Linked DNA regions of Homo sapiens: region 1 is linked to region 2. Evidence: chromatin loops called from intact Hi-C (ENCODE). Cell type or tissue: endothelial cell of umbilical vein. All regions are shown on one strand. Links, peaks and the distances in the headings refer to the core of each region. The heading gives the core; the rest is flanking DNA.

Region 1 (10,564 bases), core at 1,720-9,719, 91 kb after region 2:
TAACTCGGCAGTTTGGTTTTTGAAAATTGATGAGGAGGAAGAAGAGCTCAGATTTAATTCTAACCAGCAAAATGTAACTCTGATCCCAAAAGATCACCAATACATCCTTGAGGCAAGTAGGAATGTATACATTAAAATGTATTAAATAGTCCAGTCCAAACTCAGTGCTACATTCAGAAAACATCAGCCTAACATCCAACAATAACTAAAAACAGTGTAAATTTTTCTTTCACTTTCCTTAAAAATTCCAGGAGGAAAATTATGTTCACAATGCAGACTAGAAACCTCTGTTGTCCATTTGCCACTAGCGCTGCCACCCATATGTAGCCGTGTCCCCCAGCAGTTCCTGTCCTTTGAAACTCCCCTAGAACTCAGCCTCCAACTCAGTGCTTGTATTTTCAATTTCTCTCATCCCTTCCACCTTACCAATGTATTTGTTTTCTTCTCACAGTAGTTGTCTGTTCTTTTGATGTCTATCCAGCTATGATTCCCAACCTTAAAAGATGTTTTCTTCTCTCTCTCTCTCTCTCTCTTTCTTTTTTTCTTTGAAACAGAGTCTTGCTCTGTCATCCATGCTGGCGTGCAGTGGCGTGATCTTCGCTCACTGCAACCTCTGCCTGCCAGGTTCAAGTAATTCTCCTGCCTCAGACTCCGGAGTAGCTGGGATTACAGGCACACACCACCAATGGTAGTTGTCTGTTCTTTCGATGTCTATCCAGCTATGATTCCCAAACTCATAAGACAGTCTCATGGGCCCAACAAGTAAGGAAATACAGAATCTCTATCATTTAGAAAAGACAGAAGCTACAAATACTCATGTAAATATATTTATATTACATATAATATGTGTATGTGTGTGAGTGTGTGTGTGTGTGTGTGTATGTGTGCATAACCCATCCCTGTACAAAACAAATAGAGGGAGTTGGCTTGTTTATAGAATAATGAAATATGGAACTATTCTCACAGTGAAATCATTACATGAAACTTTTATCAGAAAGGAAAATAATTTTCATTGCCTTTCTAGTGAGTGGCTTGGCTATGTATGTTTCTTCTAAGCTTTTATGACTGTTAGTACCAAGATGAAGTAAGATGAAGTTGGGAATCAATTCAGCTGCTCTTTCTTTCTTTTTTTTTTTTTTGCTTTTGAGAAAGGATCTCCCTCTGTCAGCTAGGCTGGAGTGTAGTGGCATGACCATGGTGGCAGCTTTGGCCTCCCAGGCTCAAGTGATCCTCCTGCCTCAGCCTCTGAGTAGCTGGGACTACAGACATGCACCACTGCACCTGGCTAATTTTTTGATTTTTTGAAGAGACAGGGCCTCTCTGTGTTGTCCAGGCTGGTCCCAAACTCCTTAGCTCAAGGGACCCTCCTGCCTCAGCCTCTGAGTAGCTGGGACTACAGACATGCACCACTGCACCTGGCTAATTTTTTGATTTTTTGAAGAGACAGGGCCTCTCTGTGTTGTCCAGGCTGGTCCCAAACTCCTTAGCTCAAGGGATCCTCCTGTCTCGGCCTCCCAAGCTGCTGATCTTTCATTGAGTTTCATTCAACTCTTCCATTAAACTCAATTCCAATTAGCTCTGCCTTCTGTTTTCTTTAAAAGTATAAGGAAGATGACAACCTCTATTTAATACTATATTTTTAATGGCTTTCAAAAATCACGTAAGTGGTTAAAAGTCCAGAGGGACTCAAGATCAGTGTTCACAGTCTATTAACTTCTAACACATTCTTCCATTATGCTTTGTGCTTTGAAATATTTGTCTTAAAACACAGTCTTAAAAACTGCATTAATTATAATAATGTCATTTTCTTCTTTTCAGAGTTTTTGTTCCATGTGAGATACCCACGCCACTTTAAAAAACAAACTATCCTGACATCTAATTACTTTGTGAATGATTGTAATGGCAATAACAATAGAGATGGAAGAATTTTGGAAACAATACTAGTTTCACAGCTTTCATGTGAGATGCCAAGGTTTTAGCATCGTCAGATTGGCAATGAGATTGGATAACTTCTGGGGTCTTTTTGAAATTATATCTTTCTTTTCTCTAGGATCCTACTTCTGGAAAATAAGATTAATACTAATACTAATAAGACACAAAGATTTTTAATGGAAATAGGAATATCTTCAAAGGCTGGATGGACATTGCATGCACTGTATGACAACATTCGTGTATAATAAGATCCTTTCCTTAGAGAATGGGGCAAATCCAGATGGAATGTGAGAAAGACTTCAAGGTTTCAGTGGAATATGCTTATATTGGGAATTGTATTAGTTAAGACTAGGTTTGGCTGCACATGACAGAAAACCCAACATAGTCACTTACACAGGATTAAAACATTTCCTTGTCATATGAAAGTCTAGAAGTGGTATGTAGCTCTGGGTGTCAGGGATGAAGATTCCTTCTAACTGGGAACCCAGCTTCCCATTTCAAAGATTGCTTCATATTCAAAATGGCTGCTGGGTCTCCAGGTATAGAGTCCACCTTCCAGCTAGAAGAACAAAGAACCAAAATGAGGCGTGTTCTCCCCTGTAAGGATACTTTCGTAAGTTGAATAGGATGCTTTCATAAGCATCTCATTGGCCAGACTGGTTAGAACTTAGTAACTGGCCACAATCAGCTGGAAAGAAGGCTGGCAAATAGAATATTTAAGGTGGTCACTGTAATCAGCAAAAAAATCATGAGTTACATAATATATAGAAAAGGAGAACAAGCACAGAATGACAACTAGCAGTGTCTGCATATCATTCTTCCAAGCAAATAAATGGAAATAAAAAAAAAATCTTTACTCCAAGATTCACTTGGCCTTGGTGGAATGAAGAATCAGCATTAACATACCTAGTCAATACACAGGGGTTGGCATTCTTTTGATGGAATGTTGAGTCAAGCTGCATAGGTAGGGTCAGTAGACACACCTGCATCTTCAAACAACTAAAAATCTCAGACACCTGCTGATCACAGGGATGTGCAGAGAAAGGCACAGATTGACCTGATAAGTTAACCAAAATCGCTGGACCTCTGTTTTTGTGGATGCATAAATGATATCTTTAAAGAAATCAGATCTTTAACAACCAACGTAATAAAATCTGAACTTGCCCTTTTTTTTTTTTTTTTGAGATGGAGTCTTGCTCTGTCACCCAGGTTGGAGTGCAGTGGTGCAATCTCGGCTCACTGCAACCTCCACCTCTCGGGTTCAAGTGATTCCCCTGCCTCAGCCTCCCAAGTAACTGGGATTACAGGCACGTGCCATCACGCCTGGCTAATTTTTTGTATTTTAGTAGAGACAGGGTTTCACCGTGTTGGCCAGGCTGGTCTTGTCTCCTGACCTTGTGATCTGCCCGCCTTGGCCTCCCAATGTGCTGGTGGCGTGAGCCACTGCACCCAGCCCTGAACTTGCCTTTCTAATAGAGAATTAGAACACGGATTTATCTAGTAATAGCAATATCTCAAATATTCATAAAGAATGAGGTGATCCACAGGAAAATCCTAGAAATCTGCATAGCACTAACCAAAAATAAGGCATTTGTACTGTTTGAGATGATAATGTTAGGGCAGCATGCAATATCCAGAACAGGTAAGCCCAAACAAACAGAAAGCAGATTAGAGGGTGCCAGGGGCAGAGGGGAGAGGAGAATGGCCATGACTGGCTAATGGATAGAGGGTTTCCTTTGGGGGTGATGAATATGTTTTGGAACTAGATACAGGTGATGATTGTGCAACATCATGAACATATTGAATGCCACTTAATTGTACACTTTAATATGGTTAATTCTGTGTTATGTGAATTTTATCACAATTTAAAAAAATGAGTTAGGGCAGCATGTACCTACCACACTGTAGAATGACTGTTACACAAAATGTGTGACATAAACATACAAATGCAGAAAGATTTATGCTAAAAGGGCCAGCTATCCGAAGCCGCCCATTCCCAAACACGTCAAATTGTCATGATTTAACATAGTACCATCAGACTTAAAACAAGAGACTTTATACGTGGGCATATAATGTGATTGAGGAGTTTTCAAACTTAAGAGCTCAAATACCTAGTTAGAATTAAATCAGTACAATGTGACCCAGAAAAGTGAGATGAAGCTGACAAAACAAAACAATTAGTTTAAATATCAGGAGATGTTGCCTAATGGTGAAGTCAACTATATTCTGAAAAGAGCAGCCAAAGAAAGTTATCCAAATCTTATAATTTGGGTCATTAAACTGGATCTGTAAAAAAGAAAAAGGATCTGGAAAATACTCTCTGCACACTAATTTTATACTGGCAAGGGCAGGATACAAAGACAGAATGGGTGTTTTAGTTTCTGGGTCCTATTGCCAATGGTTCTGCCTTTCTTATGGCTTGCTCATAAAGTCTCAGGTTTGTTTCTGTCATTTCTACTGAAGGATTTATTTTGTGGAGAATTTGAAACATGGAAGATGGAAAAACACTTCAGGAAAAGAAAAGAATTACCTCGAATTAAATTGCTAAAACAAATCAAATTTATATCGCTGTTGGATATTTTTAAAATCTTTGGTCTTGGCATAGAATAGTTCTGTGTTTTAACTCATTCTTCTGGTCATTTTAAATTAAAAGCCCAAATAATGATGTTATATAGGGTGAGTAACATTTCAGGTCACATAAACATATGACATCACCAGCTTTCCCCATGGATAAACACACTGAAGGAAAATAATGTAAAAAGGAGGGAAGAATGAGTCCATGCATCCACCTCCCCCCAGCCCTCAGAAAACTTAGCTAAGAAGATGGTTGCCAGAATGAGAAGAGTAGTTCACATTCCTTCTTCATTCAAATATTTCTTTGTTGCTTTTGAAGATAGTAATCAATCCAGAAGAGTAAAGTCCTTCTAAACTCCTCTCAGAGATTCCTGGTACATGAGGTAGGCTGTGCATTTACACTGGAAAGTAAGGCTCCTAGTGATAATATTATAATTGTGGTAGCTAACATTTATTGAGTACTTTCTGAGGCAGAGAGAGATTAATTATGTAACTTGCCCAAAGTTGTATAGCTGGTAAGCTGTGATTCTGGGCTAAGCGCCTAAACAGTTTGAACATCAACTACTTAGCCAATCTGCCTTCTGGAACAGAATAAATATGAACACTTAGCCATACCTAGATGATCAGAGAAGGCTTCCTGGTAAAGGTGCAGCTCCCAATACAAGATTGTGTCCAGTTCAATAGATGAAGAAGAGGTAGAAGTCAGGCCCAGAACAGAGAATAACATGAGCAAATGTTCCAGCCTATGAAACAGTATGGTATGTCCAGATAATCACAAGCCATTGTGTGTTATTGAGCTTTGAGGCAGAAAATAGATGAGTTTGGATTTATAAAGAAGAGTCAGATTGTAGATGACTTTTATGTTGTGCAATGAAGCTTGCATTTTATTCTAGGGATAAGAGACTGCTGAAAGATTTTTAAATGAGGAAATTTAAAGGTTTTTAGATAGATTCCTTTGGTGATAGCGTGGAGGATGTGAAGTTGGGGGAAGGCAAGATTGGAATTAAGGCAATCAGCTGGGGACTATTGCAATCATTTAGGTGAAAAAAGACAAGGATATAAATTATGGTGCTGAAAGGTGGGAACAAATTGAAGGAGCATTTGGGAGGGGAATCAGTATGATACAGTGAATATAGGGAACGAGCAAATGTAAAGAATAATTATCAGGTTTCTCTGATGGTGGTAACTTGGATAATACAGAAAAAGGAGCAGGTGGGGCTGAGATAAATTCATTTTGGAGTATTGTGGGTTTGAGGGAGGTCTGTGAAACATCCAACTGGAACTGTTTGGGTCTGGGAGCTGTTGGGAGCTGTTTGCAGACCTCTGGGTCTGCAAATTTAAAATTCAAGGAAAAGTTCAGGGCCAGAGCCACAGATTTGTGAGTCATCCATTCACTCACTGAATAAACATTCAAAAAAAAAAAAAAGAAAAAAAAAACAGCTTGCTTCAAGAGCAAAGAGGACCTTATAAGTCCTGTTAAGGAATTTTCAGCCTTTCCTGTACTTAGCAAGGAATGAATGATGAGATTAAGCAGCAGAGAAATACGTTGAAACTCATATTTTTAAAAGATCACTCTGACAAATATAGGGAGATAGCAGTTAGCCCAAGTATGGAGAAGTAAGGCCAGGGAAAGTGCATGGAATAATAGCATAATATAAGCAGCAACTCTAGGAGGGGAACTTCATATCATCAATATGGGCAAAGAAAGGAAAATCCACAGAGGAGACCAAGCTGGAAAGATTGAGAGAGGAGGCAATATCCTAGACATCTAGGGAGTAGGGTACCAAGAAGGACAAAGTAGTTGACAAGTCAAATAAATCAAAGTGAGGGGCACTGTAAGATAAATAGTGAGTTGTGTCCATGGTGCCAAATGATAAGGATTTCCCTGGTGAATTTTGCAAAGCTGCAAATAGCTGCAATAAATGGAGGAGTGAATAGTGAACACTAAAAATATAAATTAAAACCACAATGAGATATTACCTCACACTTGTTAGAATGACTTTTATCAAAAAGAAGAACTATAAGCATTGATGAGGATGTGGAGAAAAGGAAAGTGTCGGATATTGTGAAAAATAGTATATAGGTTCCACAAAAAACTAAAAATAGATCCAGTAATCTATTGATTCAGCAATCCTACTTCTGAGTATATATCCAAAAGAATTGAAATTGGTATGTTGAAGGGATATCTTCACTTCCATGTCCATTGCAACACTATTCACAATAGCCAAGTTTTGGAATCAACCTCGATGTTCATCAACTGACGAATGGATATATACACAATAGAATACTACCCAGCCTTGAAAAAAAAAATCCTTTCATTTGTGGCAACATGGATGAACCTGGGGGGCATTGTGCTGAGTAAAATAAGTCAGGCACAGGAAGACAAATACCACATGTTCTCACTTATTCGTGGCATCTAAAAAAGTTGACCTCAGAAGTAGAGAGTAGAATGGTGATTACCAGAGGCTGGGGATGGGAGGGGAAGAGGGAGGGAATGGAGAGTTGTCAGACAAACAATACGAAGTTTCAGATCGATACGAGGAATAATTTTGAGATTTATTGTAGAGTCAGTAATAATGTATATTTCAGAATAACTAATAACTAAGTAAATTTCAAATGTTTCACCACAAAAAATGATAGGTGAGGTGAGGAGTATTTTAATTAGCCTGATCTAATCATTTCACATTGCTTACATATATCAAAACATCACATTGTATCCCATGTATGTATACAATTGTGATTTTTCAATTAAAAGTATATTAATTTTTAAGGCCAGTTATGGTGGCTCACGCCTGTTATCCCAGCACTTTGGGAGGCCGAGGCAGGTGGATCACATGAGGTCAGGAGTTTGAGACCAGCCTGGCCAACGTGGTGAAACTCCGTCTCTAGTAAAAATACAAAAATTAGCCAGGTGTGATGGTGCACACCTGCAATCACAGCTACTTGGGAGGCTGAGGCATGAGAATCGCTTGAACCCGAGAGGTGGAGGTTGTAGTGAGCTGAGTTTGCTCACTGAGTTGAGACCAGTCTCAAAAAAAAAAAAAGAGTAATATTAATTTTTTAAAGAAAGAGTATAAACTACTCTTTAAAGAAGCATCATTTTAATAGAAAGAAGAGAGCCAAAGGATATTTGTCTTAAGATGAAAGAGACTTGGGCATTTTTATAGACTGAGAAGAAGGGTGCATCATTGGGAAAAAAAAAAAAAAGGTGCTTAAAGATAAAGAAGACTGATAAAGAGGCAGGAGAAGGAGTTGGCTTTAAACACGTTGACTTCTCTTACTGCAACTTTTCAGGCCTAAATTATACAATATCTTTCCAATATAAAAAAGTTTTGTATTTTTCGAGGTTTCAGCTAAATGTGTTTGAGCTAAATGGGTTTAGCATGGATATACCATATGGATATTTGAGGTAAATGGATTTAGCATGGATATATCCATTTGGATCTATCATAGACTAATCCTTGTTTTGGACTATGAATTCCAGTCTTCTTATTTGTACTTCTCTTCTGCGCTTGTTGAATATTTGTGGCCTGTTTCTGTTAGGGGCATCCATGGGTTTGATGGATGTATTGCTTTGCCTCCTTCCAGATCTTTCCCTGCTCAAAGTCACTGCAAATCCGAGATGCCCTCCATGGCAGCCTGCTTCCCACAACTTGAAACATTGTTGTTTTACATTAATGTTTGCCTAGGGTTACTAGTTCACAACAAATGTGAAAACAAAAATGCTAGTACTTGCTGACAGGGTCATGGAGGAATTTCTGAAGAGAACATCTGTCAGAGGGAAGACTCGCCTTCCACAGATGCAGCACAGCCTTCTTTCTGTGAAGACACGGGATTTCTGTGAAATCCTACTGGGGATTTCACCTACTGGGTGAAGGACCTACTGGGGGCTTAGTAGGTCCTGAATATCGGGCTGTGGTGATGGTGGTGGAAGCGGAAATGCAAGCCCCCACAGTTACTTTTATCAGTGAAGTAGAAAGTCATTTTATTCTCAAAGGAAAATAGAAAGCTCAGAAGCAGTATAGAATGTAAAAGGAAAAGAACGGAGGAAAGGAAAAAGGTCTTTTAAAGAAGGGTCACTGTGGAGTGTGAATCAGATTCTTAGTGACCTTAAAGAGGTGTGAATTCTACTAAAATTATTTTTATTTCCTTTTGCTCACTTGACAATATTATTTTTATTGTTATGTTGATTTGAGAGTCAGCCACATGGGGCCTTGTGATTATTTGGCCTTTACATGGTAAAAGTAAAAGAGGTAAATTTGTCATTTTCTTCTTTTCTTAAAATATATATATATATTTTACAGGTAGACAAGCTGCAAAGTTTCATAAAGTCTCAACAACGGCCAACATGGAAATTGGAAAAGTTAGAACAAATAGACCAAGCCTGGGGAAATTTACTGAACTCTGGGGCTCCCTTCCAAGTATGGTGATCGGTAACCCAAATTAAACTCACTAAGGTGTCCTGAAAAAAATGGGGTCAATAAAAGATAATGTCAATCTGGAACACACCCTCTGAATTGGGACTAAACCCCAAGCCAATGAATGGAGAATGAGCAACAAGTTATAGCTCCAGGGGCCTGGTAAGAGTGAAGAAGGGAAAAGTCTACAGAAAAAGTAATAGTTCAGGGAAGACTTTATCTTAGCAGGAGCAGAAGAAGGGATGAAGTTAAATCCATCCACTGGGACAGGCCAGGTTTGCTGGTGATTAGAGGAGAAGCCTGCTGTTTAGCCATTCTGCTTTGTATAGAGTCTACTTACACAGCTTCAGACTTAGGATTGGGTTGCCAAGAAGGTGGGGACATGCAGACACCAAAATGTGCTGCGTCTCTCTCTGTCTCTCTGTATCCTCCTACCCACATGATGTCCACTGCCCTTTTTGCAGAACTGCATTCTGGTTTGGCAATATCCCATGTCTTGGACTTTTGCCAATTGTCTCTTCTTTGCCTCATTTAAAGCTTTCTCTCTCCCTTTTTTTTTTTTTTTTAGATGGAGTCTCTGTTGCCAGGCTGGAGTGCAGTGACATGATCTCACTGCAACCTCCGCCTCCCAGGTGCAAGTGATTCTCCTGCCTCAGCCTCCTGAGTAGCTGGGATTACTGGAGTGCACCACCACACCCAGCTAATTTTCGTATTTTTAGTAGAGATGGGGTTTCACAATGTTGGCCAGGATGGTCTCGATCTCTTGACCTCGTGATCCGCCCACCTCGGCTTCCCAAAGGCATTCTCTCTTTATTCCCCAATATAGTCCCTCAAGGTCTTGCCAAAGGCCTGGTTAGAAAGATTAAAAAAGAAAAAAACACACACACAGAAAAGAAATGAGTCTAAAGGCTGTTATCCCTGTGGGTTAATCCTCCTAGATAACACTGACATTTTAACAAATGCTTTTAGTGCTAAAGAGGAAATATGTGGGAAAGTTTTTAGGCATGGGCCAGGTGAATGGAATAGCCGTTTATCAAAACATTTATTAGATGTGTGTACTTCTAAAATGATGCCATGCAGATTGTTGCCTAATTTGTAGATCTAGTTCGTGCATCCTCCATCTCTCTCTCTCTATTTCTCTTTCTCTTTCTGTTTGTCCCTTTCTTTCTGTCTGTCTCTCTGCCTCTATAGCTCTATTGCCCTAACTATCTCTTTTCAGTGAAATATACTTCTCCCCTGCCATACAAAAGTATTGTATTACTGCATATTCTTCAGTATTCCCATATAGATTTTATGATAACAATTCTCTGAAATGTGTAGATTTGCTCGATTCTGTTATACAGTCAGACGTGTGTAACTATTTTATGCATGCGTAAAAGGAGTGAGTATTCTCCCAATTGTTGGGTGGAGTGCTTATTAAATCAAGTATATTAATTGTGTTTTCAAATCTTCTATATCTTTTTGACTTTTTGTTCTTTGATATATGAATTGTGGGTGGAGGCGTGGTAAAATCTCTCACCACAACAGATTTTAAAATTTCTCCTTATATTTCTGTAAATTTTTGCTTTATATATCTTGAAGTTATGTTATTCGGTGCCTATAAGTTTATATCTGACACTTCTTTCATGTGAACCAAAATC
Region 2 (11,635 bases), core at 2,092-10,091:
ACAGGGTTTCACCGTGTTGGCCAGGCTGGTCTCGAGCTCCCGACCTCAAGTGATCCACCCACCTCAGGCTCCCAAAGTGTGGGATTGCAGGCATGAGTCACCACACCTAGCCTTCAATGGAAATGTTAAACATGTGGGGTCAAGAACCTGAAGCATTTCTTCAAAGAATTGTAGCAGGAGATGGAAACGTCCTTACCAGGACCATCTAGAAGACAAAGCAGAAGCAAAGCAATGGCTACTAAAGTAGAAGTGGCCCAGTCAAAGCACAACTGGACTGGTCAAGGGCAAAGGCCATGGCAGTGGTCTTTTGGGATGCTCAAGGCAGTTTCCTTGTTGACTTTCTGGAGAGCCAAATAACAACAACATCTGCTTATTATGAGAGTGTTTGAGAAAATAAGGCAAAGCATTAGCAGAAAAATGCCTAGGAAAGCTTCACCAGAGAGTCCTTCTCCACAGTGATGCTCCTGCTTATTCCTCTCATCAAACAAGTGCATTTTTGTGAGAGTTTTGATGGAAATTATTAGGCATCCACCTTACAGTCCCAGTTTGGCTACTTCTGAGATCTTTTTGTTTCCTTATCTTAAAAGAATCTGCAAAGGGTGTCCAGTTTTCTTCAGTTAATGACAGAAAAAGGACTCCATTGACACGGTGAAATTCCCAGGATCTTCAGTTCTTTAGGAATGGACTAAATGGCTGGTATCATTGCTTGCAAGTGTCTTAACCTTGATGTGTCTTATGTTGAGTAAGAAAGTTTACACTTTTAATTTTTATCTTTGAAGTCCATTTTTCCAAGAACTTTTTGAAGTCTCTTCATATGTAGATGAAACCTCACAGACAGCAGCCTTTAGAGAGACTAGATGATAAATGTTTTTTTCAGACCTTCAAAGGTGTCGAACTCTCAGTTAATCTTTCCTAGATCTGGACAAGGGAAGCCCTCAGAGATAGCCTGGCTGCATCAATACAGATTCTTTACAGATGCAAATCAACCCCTCTGCCCTTCCTCCACACCCCTACAAAAGACAGCTTTGCAGGGCTACTTCTGTTTGCAGGCGCTCTGAACAGCCATCTTGAAATAAGTAAAGAAGTATATTTTGGGGTGAAATATTTGTACTTCCTTCAAGGTCTTGAGCATTGCCCTCTGTCTTGTGGCCCTATCACTAGTCACAGGGATCTAAAACTAATTGAATTGTTGAAGAACCTACATTTTTAGACATAAGGTCCAGATTTGGTGTAGTTAACTCTGACATTACCTCTAATAAGATACGAAAGGAAAATACAGCCTTGAGCATCCCCTGCCTCTTGTATCCTTTGGCTTAGCTAGAATACAGTGTTCAATTCTGAGTGTGAAGGCATCAAGGTAATACTAACAAATTAGAGAACATTCAAGGGAAGGCAAAAGAGACTGTGAAATAGGAAGCATGTCAGATGAGTAATGTTTGAATAACATTTGGAGAAGCAAAGACTAAAGATGTGATAAACATATTCAAATATTAGAGTAGCTATTATGTTTTACAGAAGTATATGTAAATTTTTGCTTTCGGATTTCATACATCAATACTATGAACAATGGATATGTATATTTTTACTCAGACTAGTGAAGAGCATTCTAACAACTACAACTGTACGGCCAAGAAAGGGCTGCCTTGTGAGGGATGAACATGATTTCTGACCCCTCTGAAGGAAAAATTGTATGTTCACCTATTGGGATACTATAAAAGAGATAGAAGAGATGACAGGGCAAGACCCCTCTCAAATATAAATGTCTATAATTCTCTCTATCCATTATTGCCATAAAGCTATGGGCATTTGGCTGTAAACATAGGTTTTCTTCCCAATAACTCAAGGGACCTAATGACACCATTATACTCTGCTCTACCCTGGGATATTCAGCTGGGTATTCCTTTTCTCAGTCAGCCAGAGCCCATATTATATATGGCTTCTCTCCACAATGGTATCAAAGCTTATTTATCTTTCCCCAACCCTGTTTTTAAAATTAGAACATCTGGTCTTTGGTTTTGTATTACATTCATTGGAGAAGTCCATTCCATTTTATTTAAAATTTGAGCAGCCTGGATTTGGGTTCACATTTAGTGAAACTTGCACCCTTTGTTCTTTCCATTTATAAGGTTCTTTCCCATGACCACTCGTTGGAAGCCTTGTGGTCAGTTACAAACACTAGTTTTGCCCCTGAGTCATGTTGTTAAATTCTCCACCCCAGCTCTCACTTCAGTGGTGTAGCTGGGAGGACATAGGTCTCTGAGAGGATCTATCTTCTGGTGGGTGGACAGAAGTTAGGTAAGATAAACATGAGCTTCTTCCTAAAATGTGTTACTGGAAGAGAGTAAAATGCCGCCGTAGAACATCTGTTTTTAAAGTATATCCCAATTAGTCTAGACCAACAATGCCAAATCTGGTAGTACTGCTTAACTCAAAACACTAATATTCAAATATGACTAATCTCATGCATGTCTTGACTGTGAGCAGAGTATAAAAACTACATCTCTTCTTTTTGATCCTTGGGCTTCTTTTAATCTACAAGGAAATCTCTGATCTTAGAGTTCAAGTGGTGGCCTACACACACACACAAACACACACACACACACACACAAATACTTCTGACAATTCAGTAACAGCATGCCTTTTTTGGTGATTGTTGTAAAATTTGAGATGTCAGCTTTGTATATTGATAAATTATAAAATAACTTTTCTAGTCTTTTCCTTCTTAAACATTCTTCTCTCTTAAACATACTACACAAAATACCAGTTACAGATAAATGGCCAGAAAGAGGAAACTCTTACTATTTTTTTCAGTGCTGTCATCATGAAAATATAATGAAATGTGTTGTATTTCTGATGGAGGAATCAAAGCCACATATCGGTACATGTAGTTCAAATGATTCAACTCAAAGGGGAATGCTAGTTTGCCACCTTTCTCCCTTCTTCCACTAAAAAAGCATTGAGTTAAGAGACATTTTTACATCTTGCGGCTGATGAAAGAAGGAAAATTGGCATATCCTAGGCAATTAATTTCTAAAGGCAGGTGAAAGTTTAGATAAAAGACCCAAATGACTTCTTCCTTCAATCTGAAAATAGTTCTCAGAAATATTTATAATTCATTAGACATGAGCCAGTGAGGAGATAATAGCTTTGAAATATGGGAGTGTAAATATGCATCATCAGTGTAATAGTTCCCCTAAAAGAGGAAAATAATTTTTAAAAGTCTTGGGGAAATCAGCAGAGTGAGGTGCAAAGGAGACTTGAATTCTGATCCTGCCTAGCTCTGTGAGGTGGAACAGGGGACTGAACCCCACTGAACCTGTTTCTTCACCTGTAAAACAGACATTCTAAGTGTCACAGCATAGAATTATTGAGAATATTTAATAAATTAACATCTATAAGTTGATTGGCTTAATATTTAGACTCCCTACCTTTAGCAAACAGAAATAGATCTTTGATAAAAATTTAAATAAATTGGAATTTAATATCTTATTTTTAAACTTTTTTATGATTGAATGTATCTTTTTAAAGATACATCGTGTGTTTGTGGTTCAAAACGAAGATAATATTGGATGGTGTTTTTGTGTGTAAGTATTTACAGATATTCACATATGATCATACACACATAATTTTCATTAATAAATAGAAAAATAGTACCACTCAATAACTACTAAAGGCCTACCCACGAATGACTTAATATTCCTTAATGATCACATCACATACTTGATGAGTTTGGACTGTGAAGTGTAAAATTTTATACCATAATATCTTCAGCCCCACTGAAAACACAGATAGCTCGCATCCTGCATCATGTGGTAGACAGCCTTCTCAGGCAGCTAACCCAAAATGGAGGCCATTGGCACTTCCGCAGGGTAGCAATTAGGAAGCCTCACTTTGCCGACAGGGATCACTGCTGGGTGAGTTTTGATTTTAAGTAATGCCAAACTAGGCCATCTACTCTAAAAAGCTATAACTAGTTATAGCTTTGTAGAAAATGTTGGAATCAAACAGAGCTGGTTTAGGAGCCTTGAGGTATTACTAGTTACTCAGTCTTGAGGATACTGCTTTATTTATCTGAGCTTCCATTCCCTACTTGTGGTGGTTAATTTTACTTGTCAGCTTGACTGGGCTAAGGCATACCCAGAGAGCTGGTAAAGCATTATTTCTGGGTGTATCTGTGAGGGTGTTTCTGGGAGAGACTGGCATTTGAGTCAGTGGCTTGAGTAAGAAAGACCTGCCCTCACCCAATGTGGATAAGTACTATTCGATTCATTGAGGGCTCAGATAAAACAAAAAGGCAGAGAAAAGGTGAATTCTCTCTTTCTTCTGGAACTGGAATACCCATCTTCTCTTGCCCTTGGACATCAGGACTCCAGGTTCTCTGACCTTTGTACTCTGGGACAGCAGTTCACCCAGATTCTCAGGCCTTTGGCCCCAGACTAAGAGTTATAACATCAGTTCCCCTGGTTCTTAGGTCTTCAGGCTTAGATGGAGCTCTGCTACTGGCTCTCCTGGTTCGCCAGTGTGCAGATGGCATATCATAGGACTTCTCAGTCTCCATAATTACATGAGCCAATTTCCATAATAAATCCCTTCTAGTCTATCTATCTATCTATCTATCTATCTATCTATCTATCTATCTATCATCTATCTATCTATCTACCTATTTGTCATCTCCTATTGGTTCTTTTTCTCTGGAGAACACTGACTAATACACCAATCTATCAATAAGTGCCAGACTACTTGCCGAAAATAAAAATTGTGTTTCATCTTGTAACAATTCTCTCTTTGCTATTTTTACTAAAACTGAACAGGTCTTCTTTAGGCTCCTTAAATATACTGAGCTCTTTTCCACCTCAGGACATTTGCAAACCTTCACCGTCAAGCTGGGAAAGCTCTTCCCCTCTCACCCATGGGCTTCATGAGGACTTCCTTATCTTTTGAATCAACTTAACCATTACCTTTTGAGAGGGGATCTTACTAACCTCTCCTATTATTTTCTGTCTTATAACACTTGTCACAGTTTATAATAGTTTCCTTTGGTTTCATTGTAATTTGCACATCCAAATTCCTGAAATGTGGGTTTATTGAGGGGCTCTAGCTGTCTTGCCCATCACCATATTCTGAGTGTTTAGACAGTGCCTGTCTAGTTTTAACAGAAAGTGTTGAATGGATAAATTGGCATTCACAGGGTTGTTGTACAGCTTAAATAAGATCATTTATGACATATTCTAAGTTCTTGATAAAGAAAATCTTTTCAAAAATTATTTTTAGGGGGAGAATTGGTATAAGGGACATCTAGCTCAATATGATAAAATAGCTGTTCTTGGGTTGCAAAAGCGAAGTATAGTAGGTCCACCACCTGCATAGAGCCAGAGTTATTTCTGACTCACTAATGGGCCAGCTAACAGAGAAAAATCCCCTCAAACAGACAAGGTGTTGCCCATTTGAAGATATTTCCAGATGTAGAAGCACTAGCAGCCCATTTTCAAAGCTTTCATTTCCTAAAGAGCAGCCAGGACAAGGGGATAAAATGAGCATGTACGCAAAGGTAACATTTTCTTCACCAAACTCTGGGGATGGCAAAGTCGTAATTACAAATCTTGTTGTGCACCCCTTACAGAGGTTTGAGATTGGTGGGCTGTTCATCCTCCTTTTTATTAGTGCCAAAAAAGCTGTTTGAATGGGACTAGTCTGTATTTTAAATTCAAACTACCATAATTTAACACCCATTGGAAAAATGTAGTTAAGCAATTAAGGGATATTTCTACTGTTTTTTTCCAGTTGATGACTCAAATCCAGGTCTCTTTAAATAAATCCAAGCAGACTATGAGAGGAAGGAAGGTTCTACAGATGCCTCCTTAAAATCGGAAATATTCCAATAAAAACCAATGATCTAACTACAAACTACTGCCAATTCTGTGTCACTGAGTCATCTTCCATTGGGAAGTGTTTGGATTTCATTAAGCTTTTAAGAATCGCAGGCTGATTTATTATTTTCTTTTTTATTTTCTTAGTGGGTTGTCATGAAACTTCACTTCATTAATATGAAGAATAAAGAACTAAATAAGCTATAATTTCCTGGAAGAGTACAGTAATGATGATAATAATAATTACTGAAGGCTCTCATATTTATTTATATCAACTGAACTCCAAGATGGTACCAAAATTATCCTGCAGAATGTTTAATCACTTTCTTCCTACTTCAACTTCTGATGTCTGCTCTCATTCTGATTTCCTGCAGCTTTTTTTTTTTTTTTCCTGTTATACTCAACCCACATCCAACATCTAGGCTCAGCCTCCCTTCTAACACTGTTCAAATCATTAGTTTATTTCCATTTTTTGGATGGGATTTTTCTGATCACTTTCTTATTGTGCAATTTGTAAGGATACCATTATAAAAATCACAAGTAAATTCTGAGAGTGGATTAAATAAAAGTACATAAAGAAAATAAAATAAAGTTCCTTATTTCAGGATGATGATCAAAGTGGAAAGTTTTAAGTACTACTTGAGTTTTTATGTTTTCTCTAATTAGGAAAGTCATTTTCTCTAAATGTCTTCAACTAATCTCTGCTACTGGTTCTCTAAATGGCCATGTGCCAATATCAGTACATACCTACTTTCTCAGTGACAAAAGATGCTAACTTAAATTTTTATACAATTTTGAGAAAATCCTCTGTAAAGTCCCTTTACCCAATAAATAAAGACCTCCAAGGGAAGCTGGCTGTGCCCCATAATCTAAACAGCCTAATTAATTACAACCTCATGTCTTAGGAGTTGAAAAACTTACATTATGTTTTGTTGTTTTTTTTTTTTTGGTGTGCAACAGTATTACACATACTAGAAAGATTACTGCAGAGAATATGGAATGCATAAATGAATGGAGCTTTCAATCCTTCATCAGCGAGGGCAACGTGATTCAGATGAATGTTTAAGCTACTATTTTTCAAATGTTTTTAAAAGCATGACCCAAAGTAAGAAATACATGTAATGTAGACCCCAACACATCCAGGCACACACATCTTGGCTGAAACGAAGGTTTTGTGAAATAATACCCTCACTGGATGTGAAATGTGAGTGTGCTTGTTGAGTTCAAGGAAAAACAAGGGGTCAGTGTGGTTGAAACATCAGGAGGGAAAGTGGTAGGTGGTGAAGTCAGAGGCATGAGGAGCCCAGGTCATGGACGGTCTTGTAGGCCATCATGAGGTTTTTAGCTACTATTCCAGGTGTGGAATGGGCAGCTTCTGCAGGGTTTTTAGCTGAAGAGTCACACAGTATGACATGGTTTCAACAGGATCATCCTAGCTGCTATGTACTGAGCAAACTGTAGGGGACTATGTAGTATGGAAGCCAGTAGAGCCGTTAGGAGGCTACTGTAATGAATAACACAGGTGAGAAATGACGGTCGTGGGGCCAGGACAATAGTGGTGAAAGAGATTTTTTTTAAACCCGGTCAGTTTCCTGATATATTGAGAAAGTAGAAACGCTTTGAGCGATCAGATGTGTGATATCAGAGAGGCATAGAAGTTAAGGATGGCTCCCAAGTTTGACCTGAGCCACTTGAAAGATGGGACACTATTTACCAGGACTAGGAAGATAAAGGAGAGGCATATTTAGAGGAAGAAAAGAGTTTAAGATTGAGCTGCCTATCAGATATCCAAGTAAAGATGTCTGGCTGGAGGTCAGAAATGCTAGTCTCAGATTCATGAGAGAGGACCTGGCTCGTGCATACATTTGGGAGTTATCAAAGTATGCCAAAATTTAAAGAATCAGGACTAGAAACTTCCAATCACCAAAGGAGTCAGCATCACTAAAAGTTCTATCTCAGTTCTGAGTTCTCCTGAAAACAATCCTAATATAAGGTGTTGAATGACTTTAATTTAACTGAGTGGCGGGAAACACAGGTGAGGAAGAGGGGAAGTGAAACAAGGAAAGGAAGCAAACCAATAAAAGGAATACAGGGGGCATTGATAAACTGGTTACTACTTAGAGAAACTGGAGTTCAGTTCCACTGGGTACCCTCTGAGGAACTGTGTAGAGCACCCTGGAGAATTGTCCTGCCAAGAGATAAGAACTTTCAGTGTTTATCCACCAATTCCTAAATTCACCAGTTGAAGGATGCTCCTGAGGGTCTTAAGCAGCTGCTACTTTGAGGCTCCGAAGGAGCTGGAGGAAGCTTTTAGGCAGAGAAGCAGAGAAGTGGACCTGGGGACATGGGGCAGGGTATCAAAGTCTGAAGACTAAGCCTTGCTCTGTTGGGAGGTTCAGAACAGGAGGAGAATTAATCAAAGGAGACTAAGAAGGAGAGGCGGTTGCAGTAGGAGGAACACTAGAAGAGTGTGGTGGATGGAAGTCAAGAAAAGTAATTCCAGAAGGGAATGGCAGCAAGACTTCATCATTGGCTTTTGCATCAGAGAATTTGAGAACTGTTTCATTGAGTGGGCCAGGATTAAGGCCCAACAGAAGTGGGTTGAAGAGGAAAAGAGAAGTTGCAACAGCTGGTGTGGACAACTTATTGGAGGCGGTTGCTGTAAAGAGGAGTGGAGAATAGGGAAGGAGGCTAGAGGGGTTGAAGGATATTCTTACTGTGAAATTCATACTAGTGTGGAAAGAAAAATTGAGGGCAGATTGATGTGTTCAAGACTTCTGACATAATTTCAAGGGCATGTACCTTTTGGCTTGGCTGTGCCATAATAAATAAATCTACCTCTAGAGTCTGTGACTTAAAGGCCTTGCATGCATCTCACTAATTGCCTTCTCTTCCTCTAAACCTGGGCCTTCCCTCCCCTAAACCTAACTAATAGGATCAAAATCACATTTAATACTGCTATTAAAAATTTTATTTTCAAAAAAATGTCATTTGGCCAGGCGTGGTAGCTCACACCTATAATCCCAGCACTTTGGAAGGCTGAGGCAGGCAGATTATTTGAGGTCAGGAGTTCATGACCAGCCTGGCCAACATGGTGAAACCCTGTCTCTACTAAAAATATAAAAATTAGCTGGCATGGTGCTGCATTCCTATAATCCCAGCTACATGGGAGGCTGAGGCAATAGAGTAGCTTGAACCTGGGAGGTGGACATTAGAGTGAGCCAAGATCATGCCACTGCTCTCCAGCCTGGGTGACAGAGCAAGACTCTATCTCTAAGTAAATAAATAAAGTCATTTTAACATGTAATAACTCAAGAGTTTGAATAACAATGGTTGTACTTATAAACTGACTTAGCAAGTATTTTTCAGGATATAGTAAAATGACATAAGACCTTTCATATAGATTTTAAAACCACTGTGGGTGTGCACATGTGTTTATATGTGTGTGCAAAATGACAATTCCAAATACAGTTAAATAAATCCTAAATGAATAATCCATTTGTATTTCCTCCATGTTATTTTTTTTTACTGCTATGCTTTTTATCTCTATTAATCAGTTTTACCAATTAACCATCTCTGATCACTATGAAGTGGGTTACAAATAATTTGACATATCAGAAAGAAACTGCTCACAAGCCCTTGATGTTAAGATATATTGACGGTATGGGTGCTTACCTTGTAGGAAAAATGGAAAGTAGTGATATTACAGTCTAGAAGATTGTAAGAAAAATTGTTATGAGCTTGTGCAAAACATAAAAGGAGAAGCGTTGCTCAGAAGAAAAGCAAAGCCAAGGAACTCTTCATTCAAAACTTACATTTCATGTAGTTTTCCTTTAAAATGGCAATTCTCTTTTATACTGTTTTTGAATGAGGAACTTTTATAATGAAACTTAGAAGTGCCTAGGTTTTTATGAGAGACAATGTTTATGTCCTACTTTCAAATGCCATCATAAAGATTTTCATATATATGTACAGATAATGTTCAACACCAAGCATATGTCTAACATGGATCTAATAAGATGATTCAAGTTCACCTTGCAATATAAAGGGTCATAAAAGATGAGTTAATTTACTCTTCAGTTCGAAATCTAATGAAACTAGTTAAGTAGAAAAGATATAACACCAGAATTGAAGCTGTGGTTACACCACAAATGAATGCCTTCCAGCATAATGGTTACATTAAAAATTAAACATTAGCCAGCGTCCAGATGTTAGATATTAATATTGGGGTGGATGTGTGTGTGTGTGGGTGTGTGTTTGTGTGTGTGTGTGCATGCATGCATGCAAAAGTGTCCATGTAAAGCTACTTAAAATGGTATATAATAAGTAATAGGTGTGATGGTTAATATTTAGTGTCAACTTGAGTGGATTGAGGGATAGAAAATATTGATCCTGGTTGTGTCTGTGAGGGTGTTGCCAAAAGAGATTAACATTTGAGTCAGTGAGCTGGGGAAGGCAGAGCCACCCTTAATCTAGTGGGCACAATCTAATCAGCTGCCAGCAAATATAAAGCAGGCAGAAAAACATGAAAAGGAAAGACGGACTTAGCCTCCCCACCTACATCTTTCTCCCATGCTGAATGCTTCCTGCCATCAAACAACGGACTCCAGGTTCTTCAGTTTTGGGACTCAGACTGGCTCTCCTTTCTCCTCAGCTTGCAGACAGCCTGTTGTGGGACCTTGTGATTGTGTAAGTTAATACTTAATAAACTCCCACATATATGTGTGTGTGTGTGTGTGTGTGTATATATATATACACACACATATACACATACATATACATATATACACATATATACATATATACACATATATACATATATACACATATATGTGTGTGTATATATATATACATATAACCAGTTTCAGTCATATTCTGAGGTACTAGAGGTTAGGACTTCAACATATGAATTTTGGAGGAACACAACTCACCCATAACACTTGCCCTCCAAGGGTTTATATATATATATGTGTGTGTGTGTGTGTATGTGTATATGTGTATATATATGTGTATATATACACATACCCATATGTATATATATGTGTATATATACACATACCCATATGTATATATATGTGTTATATATATAACACATATATATAACACATATGGGAGTTTATATATATGTTATATATGGGAGTTATATAACACACACACACACACACACACACATATACATATATCCTATTTGTTCTGTCCCTCTAAGAGAACCCTAATACAATAGGCAAGTTCAGAAAGCAAATCACTACAAAGTTATACAAAATGGTGTATTAATTTAAAATCCAATTCTATTTTCTACTTTCCCTTAAAAATATGTTGGGAGTACTTTTCCCTTTGCAGGGAATAAACAGTCTCCTTTAGAAGTCTGCTTTACATTTCCCATCTTGTCTAGCTGTGGCTGGCCCAAGGACCAAGCAGGTAATATACACGCATGAGGGCAGCAGGCAGGCATGCTCATGCAGACATTGCATACGTGATGGAGAGAGGTAGAGCTCCTTGACTCTACCCATTTCAAGCAGGCAATTACTACTCAGCTCCAGGTGATTTTTTTCCGAGACAGAGGATGTAAGACATTTTCCAATTTTTAAAGAGAAGGATCGCTCCTCCCTCTGAATTTGGGTTATCATGTAAAATGCCTTAAACCTAAAATTTTGGCTCATTTTTTGAAGACATATTTCAGTCCAAACAAACCATATGTGGAGCAGATTTCACCCACAGGCAGCCAGTTTGCAAACTCTGCTCTTTGCAGACAATACAAAGGCAGCAGA

What was found. A loop is a pair of places that touch in the nucleus more often than their neighbours do. Peaks named below come from ENCODE experiments on the same cell type or tissue, not always from the same donor. Only the 100,000 strongest peaks of a DNase experiment are listed, where the experiment ranks them.
Region 1: it touches region 2 in a loop (2.2-fold over the local background); 7 of 110 quality-filtered maps call a loop at or near these places.

Annotation. Positions count from the first base shown.
Region 1 is chr2:215,687,834-215,698,397 of GRCh38, forward strand. All of the region lies in intron 5 of LINC00607 (long intergenic non-protein coding RNA 607), which reads right to left. All of the region lies in intron 7 of LOC102724861 (a long non-coding RNA gene), which reads left to right. Among named protein-coding and RNA genes, the nearest start is that of LINC01614, 25 kb to the right of the region's middle. In endothelial cell of umbilical vein, for the core only: no CTCF peak of the experiment used is centred there; DNase peaks (open chromatin) are centred at 4,668 and 5,978; H3K27ac peaks cover 3,058 bases.
Region 2 is chr2:215,596,320-215,607,954 of GRCh38, forward strand. All of the region lies in intron 1 of LOC102724861 (a long non-coding RNA gene), which reads left to right. Among named protein-coding and RNA genes, the nearest start is that of LINC01614, 120 kb to the right of the region's middle. In endothelial cell of umbilical vein, for the core only: no CTCF peak of the experiment used is centred there; a DNase peak (open chromatin) is centred at 5,912; H3K27ac peaks cover 1,584 bases.